3 separate regions of the Homo sapiens genome follow, and all the other regions are linked to region 1. A link is a contact called in ENCODE Hi-C or POLR2A ChIA-PET data. All regions are on one chromosome and are shown on one strand. The core of a region is the stretch at or near the end of the contact, and the rest is flanking DNA. Distances in the headings are between cores, read along the strand shown. Region 1 holds the start of NTMT1 (N-terminal Xaa-Pro-Lys N-methyltransferase 1). Region 2 holds the start of ODF2 (outer dense fiber of sperm tails 2). Region 3 holds the start of URM1 (ubiquitin related modifier 1).

Region 1 (3,247 bases), core at 392-2,891:
GCTTTTTAGCATCCCCTTTCTACCGTAGCTTTCAACACATTTAGAGCAAACACACTTTAAGCACCTTCTGTGTGCGTCGCCCAGAGGAAGGAACACCAGGATAGTATTATTATTATTTTATTTTTGAGACAGAGTTTCGTTCTTGTCACCCAGGCTGGAAAGCAATGGCGCGATCTAGGCTCATTGCAACTTCTGCCTCCTAGGTTCAGGCTATTCTCCTGCCTCAGCCTCAGAGTAGCTGGGACTACAGGCATGCACCACCATCCCTGGCTAATTTTGTATTTTTAGTAGAGACGGGGTTTTGCCATGTTGGCCAGGCTGGTCTCAAATTCCTGACCTCAGGTGATCCGCCTGCCTTGGCCTCCCAAAATGCTGGGATTAGAGTCGTGCACCACCGTGCCCTGCCAACACAAGGATATTATTAATAGTATAGGAAAAATGAACTTAAGATGGATATTGTCATTATAACAGCTTCCATTTCCTGAGAACCCACTGCAGGTGCTGAGCTGAAGGTCTGACGTGCAATGTCCCACAAGTTTAACCCTCTCAGAGCATCAGAAGTTGAGTAATTATTACGTTGCTCAACTTCCTCTTCTGACAGGAGACTGAAGCTCGGAAATGTTAACAGGCTCTACCCACCTGCAAGCTCCCGTTTCCATCACCGCTGCCTCGGAGATAGCTCCAGAATTTCTTTGCATGGGAGGAGCCTAGGGAAGGGCCACGCTTTTGGAATGGAAACGTCATGGGCTTGTTTTGCTCATTTCAGTGGGAATCCCATGGCACTGCCGAGAGTATTTCTTTTTATTTTATTTATTTTGGGGGGTCGGTATTATTTTAAGATGCTAATGGAGATGGGTGGATTTGAGGACCAATGGCTTTTTTTTCCCTTTTTACTCAAAGCCCGCACAACACACTCGTTTTTAGAAGTCCAGCCTGCAGCCTCCAAACGAACTGTTGTACGTGCTGGGGACGGGGAGAGGGCGACGCTGCGGCTCTTTTCCGTTCGGGAGGTCCTTCTAGATTCCCAAAAGTCAATTTAGTCAAGTTTTGAGCTGTAACCTGTGTTGGGCGCGGTGGCTCACGCATGTAATCCCAGCAGTCTGGAAGGCCGAGGTGGAAGCCTCGCTTGAGGCCAGGAGTTCAAGATCAGCCTGAGCAACAGGGTGAGACCCCGTCTCTAATTTTTTTTTTTTAAAGAAGTCAAATTAGGCCAGGTGCGGTGGCTCACGCCTATAATCCCAACACTTCGGAAGGCAGAGGCGGGCGGATCACTTGAAGTCAGGAGTTCGAGACCAGCCTGGCCAACATGGTGAAAACCCGTCTCTACTAAAAATACAAAAATTAGCTGGGTGTGGTAGCTCACGCCTGTAGTCCCAGGTACTCTGGAGGCTGACGCAGGAGAATCGCTGGAACCTGGGAGGCAGAGGTTGCGGTGAGCCGAGATCGCGCCACTGCACTCCAGCCTGCTTGACAGAGCAAGATTCTATCTCAAAAAAAAAAAAAAAAAAATTTAAATTATTTTTCAAAAGAAGTTAAGTTAAATCCGGAGCCCGCGCGGGGGAGGGGCGAGCTGAGCGAGGGGGTGGAGCCAGCCATGGGCCCGCCCCTAAACGCCCGGAAGTGACGTTGGCGGACAAAGGCAGCGCGCGCCGCGAGCTGTCGCGTCTGGTCGTGGTCTGGCGGAGCTGCGGTTGGCTTGTGGCGTCTCCGCCGCCGCCGCCCTCCCTTCCTCTTCCCCATCTTCTTCTCTCGGTCCCGGGAGCCCCCGCCCGGAGTGAGTAGCGCGAGGCGGTGCGAAGGGTAGGCAGCCGCTGGGAGAGGGGAGGCTGCGACCCCTAACTGTTTCGGCGCCCTGAGGTCCCGGGTCCCCGGCTCGTCACGTGACCCGGCGCGTGCGCGCGGGCCGGCACAGGCCTCACGTGCGCGTCCCCAAGAGGTCTACGGGCCGGACCTGGGCAGGGACTACGGAGCAGTCCATGGGTCGGGGTACAGGAGGAAAGTCAAGGCACTCAAAGCCCAGGCAGGGCACTCCCCCACCCCGGTCCCCAGACCGCAGCAAATCCCTTTCTCTGAGCCTGTTTCCCTTCCGAGAAACAGGGATATGGAGAGCGCCCACTTGGAGGATGGATGGGAGGAATCGGTAAAATCGGTAAAATGCCCAGTTCAGAGCCTGGCACAGTTAAGTGCCCGCTGCACAGAAGTTGCTGTCGTATTTAACCTTGGGTGCCACCCGAGCGCCAGCCCGACACAGGTGCAGCTCAAAAAAGACAGCCCGAGAGCCCTTGCGGCCAAGGTCAGCCTGTCTGCAGGGAGGCTGCCATATCGAAAAGCCCAGACTTTGCTGCGCACCAACTGTGTGATCTCTCCCTCTGGACTTTGGTTTCTCCTCTGTACTATAAGTGATTGCCACAACTGGTGTCAGAGGCCCTGACAGCGGGGAGGGACAGTGTAACCGGTGGTTGTGGTGTGTAGAATGATTGCCCAGTGAGATGGGATGAGCCTCTGGGAGGAACCAGGGCTGGTATAAGGAGCCTGGATTCCCTCCTTAATTCTGTTCTCGGCTTCCTGTTTGTATGTTTAAAGACACGTCACTTCCTTTAGTGTGCTGGTTTTTCTCTATGTAAACTGAGGACTGTGCGGGGGTTGGAAGGATGCATGGAGCGTTTTGGTGGAGGCCGGAAGCCCTAGGATCACAAGGATGGCATCTAAAAAATCTCGGTGGGGGTTCTGTGCTTATAGGCAGAGGAAGCTCACTCCCCACTCTGGCTGATTTGCAGAGCTGTTTGAGTCTGCTGGCTTGGCCGCCCAGCATACCAGTAACAGTCCCCTAGGTGTGTCCAATACAGCTTCTGTGGCATTCTAAGGCAGTTTTCCCATTTGATCCTCATAGTGGGCAGAGTTGACAAGAATCTCATTTGACAGAGATTTCTAAGCTCAAGAGAGAATATGTGCCCGGCACTGTGCAAAGCACTTTAAGCTTTTCATATGCACTTTTAATCACAGCCTTTCTGTAAAGTCGGTATTACTGTTCCATTTTATAGGTGAACTGAGGAATGGTGAGGTTTAATGTCTTGTCTGTGCTTACACAGCAGGTGTGCAGAGCCAAGATTCAGATCTGGTTCATCTGGCTCCATCAGAGCCTTTGTTAGTTTTTAAATGTATCCCCTGTTTTGTCTTCTTCCCTCCCTTTCTCACTTCCTTCTTTTTCTTAGAGCACTCTGCCGTTTGCATGTGGCCTGCTGCTGTC
Region 2 (3,095 bases), core at 199-2,698, 1.2 Mb before region 1:
TTTTTGAGACAAGAGTCTCACTCTGTCACCCAGGCTGAAGTGTAGTGGTGATTTTGGCTCACTGCAACCTCCGCCTTCCAGGTTCAAGGAATTCTCCCTGCCTCCTCCTCCCTAGTAGCTGGGATTACAGGCACACACCACCATGCCCGGTTAATTTTTGTATTTTTAGTAGAGACGGGGTTTCGCTATGTTGGGCAGTCTGGTCTTGAACTTCTGACCTTAGGTGATCCGCCTGCCTCAGCCTCCCAAAGTGCTGGGACTACAGGCGTGAGCCACCGCAGTCTTAAATGGTTAATGAGGATTAGGAAATCTATCAATTATTCAACAGAGAGACAATGAATGGATCAAGGGATTGGGGAGCTCCCTGACATTACAGAACAAATTCAGTATGCAGTATACTGTGAAAGCGAGGCGGAAAAGCAGGTTTTGTTTGCGAGTCTGACTTTAGGATTGCAGGTGAAACACTTGTGTGACCCTGGAGCTGTGTGGCTAAGGTGCTGCGGGGTCACTGGAGAAAGGTCAAGGGACTGTGGCCCAGTTGGCCCGGAGGTGGTTCAGGTCTCCCAGATTCCAGGGCGGCATTATGAGCCACGTGACAGACCTCCCCTGACTGGCTGACAGTGAAGCATAATTGAGAAGATGGCGGACCAGCAAGGACCTCATCAGAATAGGTCTGTACACAGAGCGGCATAGAGAGTGCAGGAGGGTAGTAGACCGGGCGCGGAGGCTCAAGCCTGTAATACAAGCACTTTGGAAGGCCGAGGCGGGTGGATCATGAGGTCAGGAGATGGAGACTATCCTGCCCAACACGGTGAAACCCCGTCTCTACTAAAAATACAAAAAAAAATTAGCCGGGCGTTGTGGCGGGCGCCAGTAGTCCCAGTTACTCGGGAGGCTCAGGCAGGAGAATGGCGTGAACCCGGGAGGCGGAGGTTGCGGTGAGCCGAGATCGCGCCACTGCACTCCAGCCTGGGCAACAGAGCAAGAATCTGTCTCAAAAAAAAAAAAAAAAAAAAAAAAAAAAAAAAAAAAAAAAGTGCAGGAAGGTAGTGAACAGAACAGCAAGGGGAATGCCGACCCTTTCTCCTGTTGGGGCCAAGACAGAGGCGATGTGGGCAGGGGAGAGGCCGGGGAATGCGCAGAAGCCGACTCCATCTCCGCATTAATAGTGGACTAGGGGCAGGGCTGGATTTTCGGAGGCAGTGTGCAGCTCCCAATAACTAGTTCCATGGGTCCTCTGTGAGCCTAGTTTCCTGGTGGGTACCGAGGGGAGGGCGTCGGAACCGTACGCTCCTTTGAGTGAGGGGAATCCGGGAGGATCCAAGGCAGGGGAAACAGGGCCGAGCGGGAAAGGCCTTGAATGGGGGGCGAGACCCGGCCAGGCCCGCTGGACGCGTAGCACGTCTCCTTGGTGACGGGACGCGTGGCCCGGAAGTGGGCGGCCCTTCTGGCGGGGCGGGGCATCTCTGTGACGCTAGGGGCTGGGCCTCGATGGCGAAACCCAAGCGGCTCCCGGGGGGGTTTGAACTGGCCAATGGGCGAGCTGCCGACCGGGTGTCGGAAAAGGAGGCGGAAGCGGGGAGGAGCCGCTGCCAGAGCCAGACTGCATCCGCCGCGGCGTCTCCATGGCACGACCCTGGCCTCCGACTTCAACGACTTCATAAGGCGGCGTTTCTGGGCGCAGCCGTGTCGCTCCTGGTGAGAGGCCGCCGGCAGGCGGGATCCAGCGCCCTCCGGGGCACCGCGGGCGAGACCGTCGCCTTCGCACCCCCGGCGCGGTCGACCCCGCGGGGCCGTCGGGTCCTGGGTTCCCCGCCGCGTTGCGCTCGTCCCCCTCCTGTCAGAACCTGGGCCCCCGCCCCGCCCACCGGCGCGGGGCCTCTCCTCCTCCCGCTAACGGGCGGTCGGCCGCCTCCTTCCTCTCTTGGCTACCACGGGGCTCTGCCCCTCCTCTGCCGCCCGCGGGCAGGGCTTCACCTTTCTCTCTATGGGCAGAAACCGGTACCCTCCTGCCTGCTGGTGGGTGGCCGTCCCTTCTCTCCGCCGACAGAGGCTCTCCCTCGCTCTGCTGCCCGTCGGCGGCATCGCCCCGACCGCCTCGTCCTCTCCTCGGGCCTCCACATGGCAGTCACTTGTACGCCCTCCGTAGGCAGCGCTGTCCCCCGGGCACCGTCTCCGGCTTGCCAGGGCCCTCGCCCGGCGGGGGGGGGTCCCGCCCGCCCCCTCCCAGCCCGGCGTCTATCCTGCTCAGAACTCTGTTCGGTTTTCCCTCGCGGCGGGGCGCCCGGGGCCCGTGCAACCTCCGCGCCTCCCTCCTTTAAACACTATTGGTCCTCTCGGGCATCTGTTCTTCCGTAACGCCCCTTCTCCTAGGAGACAGTTGTCCGGCCCCGCCCCAGCATCCCCGCGGCTCCCTGCGCGGTTCTGGCCCTCTGGGGCCCACTTGGGGCCGAGCGGTTCTCACCCGCCCTCTCCGCACGTCCGCCGGCGCCTCAGGTTTCCCCCGGTAGCCACCGGCAGTCCTCCGCGTGGGACCCGGGCGCGGTGGTCCTTTCCCTCGCGGTTCTGCCCCGTCCCCTCCCCTTCCTCCCCTCTGCCCCCAGGTCGCTCAGCCTCTACTATTTCCCCCTACTTTGGCAGGACAGTTGCTGTGCGACTTGGACAGTAGAGGAGCGCCTCCCAAGTTTTCATCCAACTGCCAACCCCAAAGCTTCCACCCTTCTCCCCTCAGAGAGGACGTTTGATGCCGGGCCCCTTGAGAGGCTCATTGACAAGCCTGCCCCTCTGGGTCCCCCTGAGCAGAGCCTGCTGACCCAATTGCCCACCTTTGCGGCTTTGATGCCTAGCCATGTCTGCCTCATCCTCAGGCGGCTCCCCCAGGTATTGCCGATGTGGGAGGCGCCTGCGCCGGAGGGCAGGGAAAGGTGGCCAGGGGTCCCCAGGGCAGGCTCGCCTGAGGCTTCCAGCTTCCTCATTGTGTTTGCTGAAAGTCTGGACCAAAACGTTTAAAAATCGTTTTTAAAGGGAAGGGGGAACGAAATGTATACACAATCCTAGCTCTACCTCCCTCGCTCCTTCCCTCCCCAGATGTCACA
Region 3 (3,260 bases), core at 211-2,710, 1.3 Mb before region 1:
ACTTCATTCCATTTCTGCCCTGGGCTTTTTTTTTTTTTTGAGACAGAGTCTTGCTCTGTCACCAGGCTGGAGTGCAGTGGCTCGATGTCAGCTCACTGCAACCTCCACCTCCCGGGTTCCAGCGATTCTTCTGCCTCAGCCTCCCGAGTAGCTGGGACTACAGGCGCACGCCACCACATCCAGCTAATTTTTGTATTTTTTTAGTAAAGACAGGGTTTTGCCATGTTGGCCAGGATGGTCTTGATCTCTTGACCTCGTGATCCGCCTGCCTCGGCCTCCCAAATTGCTGGGATGACAGGCGTGAGCCGCCGCGCCCGGCCTGCCCTGAGCCGCCGCGCCCGGCCTGCCCTGAGCTTTTGCAACAGGCTCCAGTGGTCTCCGTGTCTCTTTCCTTATTCCCCTCAAATCATTCTCCATATTGCAGCCAGAAATTATATTTTAAAACACAATTCTAAAATGTCACTGTCTCCCAAAACCCTTCAGTAGTCTCCCACTGCTCCTAGAGACTGAAATGTTTACCTGCTTACAAGGCAGGGGTTGGCCCCTGAGCACCTTTGCAGCTCCCTCTCTAGATGGATGAAAGTCAGGCTCCCTAACTTCCACCTTCCTCTCCATGTTCCAGCATGTTCTCACCCAGAGCCTCTGGGCCTTTTGTCCTCCTCACTGGAATGCTCCTAGAGGTTTCTCTCCCCTCACAGCCACCTAGTTTACTCAGGTTTTAGAGCCCAGCAAGTCCAGTCTACTCAGTTTTCTTTTTGAAGTTCCTATAACTTCAGTTCCTTTATTTAAGTTTGAGGTTGTACATGTCTTAGTATGCTTATTTGATTACAGTTAGTCTCCCCGCTAGACTGTGAGTGCCCTAAAGGCAGGAACCTTGCCCATCCCCTTTACCACTAGCACCGATCAAAATGCCTGGCACAGGGAGGCGCAATGAACAGCTGTTGAACGAGTGACTTCCAAATCGACAGCAAAGGGGGCGGCTGGATAGCGAGTCGCCCGCTCAGGAGAGATTCTGGGTCGGAAATAAAGATCTGGGAGTCATTTATAATTCCAACCAGACGAGTAGATGGGCTGGCCCAAGCGGTGTGTAGACTGAAGAGATTCTAACTCATGCAAGATAAGCAGCTACGTGGCTCACGGTCACGTCGCAAAAAACCTGGGGGCTCTCCTCCGCCTGCTTGTGGTCCCGTACAAGGCGCTTCCCACCCTGGGTCTCTGAGCCCAGTCGGTGAAAGACGGAAGGAGACCGATTCACAGCCCCAACAGCGCCGGTGATAGTCCCTCTGCCACCCCTTTCCCTCCGCTGCCCTCCCCTCCCCTCCCCTCCCCTCGATGACTTCCTCCAACAGCTGACGAAGCTGGATCCCTGGGCACCGCCTCTTCCGTCCGCGGCACCCGGAGACGCCCGGAAATTTGCGGGCGCGCCGGAAGTTGAGGGGAGTTTCCTGCGAGCTCGGCTTCCTCAACATGGCTGCGCCCTTGTCAGTGGAGGTGGAGTTCGGGTGAGTCACAGAGCTGGGGCGCCGTGGGGATGGATTGAAGTCGTCGGGCCCAGAATTCCTTTCCTTCTGCCGTGGGGCCTGACACGGCCGAATCACTGGGTGTCCCAGTGCCCGCTGTGAGCTACGCTACCCGCCTAGGAGAGTCTGAGAGGCCAGTCTCTCTTGGCAGTGAGGCCGTCTGTCCGGAAATAGAGGCGCACATTGGGAGGGAAATGCTCTCTGTGTACCACTCGGTGCCCTGTGCTCCGCCGGAGTCGGAGGTCGTGACTGTTAGCAGGCAGCCTCTCTCTCTTCTTTTCCATTCCTATCTCGGACCAATCCCATCTGTTTGGCATCTGAGCTCCTAGAACCTAGAAGGACCACCCTCCACCCGCTGATTTCATTCTTTGGGCAGCAGTTTCTTTTTACACTGTTATTAAGGTCTTGTTTCTCGTGGGATGTAGTGGCCAGGGCGGGACTTTTTTCTTTTTCTTTCCTAAGACTTGGGGATGGTAAACAGACCTGAGCCTCCTTCAGGACAGTCAGTAAACTTGCTGATTGCCTTCTGCAGAACTGGAGTCAGGTGGAGACACGGGGACAAATAAGAAATCACACTGAAGGGAACTAACAGGGACAGTATAGTATACACAAGATGAAAAATGCAGAGATTGGGACACACACCAGTTACTGAAGAAACACAGAGCAGGGAGGAAGTCTACCCAAGGCACTATTTGTGCTTCCTACAAACAGGTTTGTCATATGGTTTCAAAGCTGAGGGAAACTGCAGAGCTTAGAGAGAAGGCAAAGAAACAGGCCTTGAAAGATGGGTGGTGTACTTTACAGTATCACGTGGAAAAGAGGAAATAGGTAGGGATGTGTGTGTGTGTGTGTGGAATAGGTAGGTGTGTGTGTGTGCCTGTGTGTGTGTAGATAAGCCAAGGTCTATGTGACAGGAAAAGTCTGGGATGGGAATCTAAAACCTCTGCCCAGTGCCTTTCTTCTCATTGGATGCCTCCCATTTCTTTCATGTTTTCCCTTAATTGGGTAGTTCATTCACCAGCCATTTATTGAGTGCCTACCATGTGCCGGGCAGCAAGCCAGACACTGAGGATACAAAGATAAATAGAAGTCTGTCCGTGCCCTACAGCGTTCAGCATTTCTGCCCCTTAGAAGGGGGGTAAGTCTCATGACTAAGTGCATTTTAATTGATATTGTCTGGCTGCTTGGATCCAATTAGAACTGTATTGGTCTGGACTCCTCACTGTTTTGCCTCACTGACCCTTGGCCCAGCTACACTCCCCAAAGCCTGGGATTCTAGGAGGATCCCTGCTTCCTTGACAGGCCTCAGCAGAGCTGGAAAGAGAGAAGCCACAGACTGCTGTGTTAAGATTTATCTGGGCCAGGCATGGAGGCTCATGCCTGTAATCCTAGTACTTTGGGAGGCTTGGGCAGGAGGACTGCTTGAGCCCAAGAATTCGAGACCAGCCTTGGCAACATGGGGAGACTTCATCTCTACCAAAAAAAAAAAAAAGAAGATTTATCTGCAGACAACTTGCCTTTCATCCTCATGAGTCAGACATGGTCTTTGTTTATCAACAATGTCTCTGCTAGGTACTGTGCTAGCTCAGTGGGGAAGTCATGTGAGGAAGATGGGGCCATTGCTCTCCAGAGCTTACAAACCAGCACAATTGCCCTTTTTCTGACCCAATCATCTCTAACTTCAGTCTCCCTTACCTCCAAGAGCAATAATGACCCCTGGCAAGGCAGGACAACATTCCT

Evidence for each region. Hi-C counts contacts between places; a loop is a spot of excess contacts on that map. ChIA-PET counts read pairs that join two places held with the same protein, here RNA polymerase II (POLR2A). Pooled maps may share reads with other maps.
Region 2: a map with no recorded cell type shows a loop between it and region 1 (21-fold over the local background). The contact joins the promoter of ODF2 here to the promoter of NTMT1 in region 1. A Hi-C loop is called at or near these places in 1 of 37 single-sample maps with no recorded cell type and 6 of 50 pooled maps. POLR2A ChIA-PET finds 5 or more read pairs at or near these places in 2 of 52 experiments (B cell and GM12878).
Region 3: a pooled map shows a loop between it and region 1 (5-fold over the local background). The contact joins the promoter of URM1 here to the promoter of NTMT1 in region 1. A Hi-C loop is called at or near these places in 1 of 37 single-sample maps with no recorded cell type and 7 of 50 pooled maps. POLR2A ChIA-PET finds 5 or more read pairs at or near these places in 2 of 52 experiments (CD8-positive, alpha-beta memory T cell and GM12878).

What each region holds. Positions count from the first base shown.
Region 1 is chr9:129,624,522-129,627,768 of GRCh38, forward strand. It overlaps NTMT1 (N-terminal Xaa-Pro-Lys N-methyltransferase 1), which reads left to right and starts at 1,642. Exons shown (of 4, transcript NM_014064.4): 1 at 1,642-1,774. RefSeq lists an enhancer at 1,615-2,153 and a silencer at 1,767-2,006.
Region 2 is chr9:128,454,558-128,457,652 of GRCh38, forward strand. It overlaps ODF2 (outer dense fiber of sperm tails 2), which reads left to right and starts at 1,449. Exons shown (of 21, transcript NM_001351578.2): 1 at 1,449-1,698. The coding sequence starts at 1,535. RefSeq lists enhancers at 522-1,258, 1,132-1,221, 1,259-1,994, 1,352-1,401, 1,995-2,730 and 1 more and silencers at 1,622-1,931, 2,062-2,161, 2,192-2,341, 2,552-2,601.
Region 3 is chr9:128,369,914-128,373,173 of GRCh38, forward strand. It overlaps URM1 (ubiquitin related modifier 1), which reads left to right and starts at 1,461. Exons shown (of 5, transcript NM_030914.4): 1 at 1,461-1,502. The coding sequence starts at 1,468. RefSeq lists enhancers at 1-632, 633-1,496, 1,560-1,659.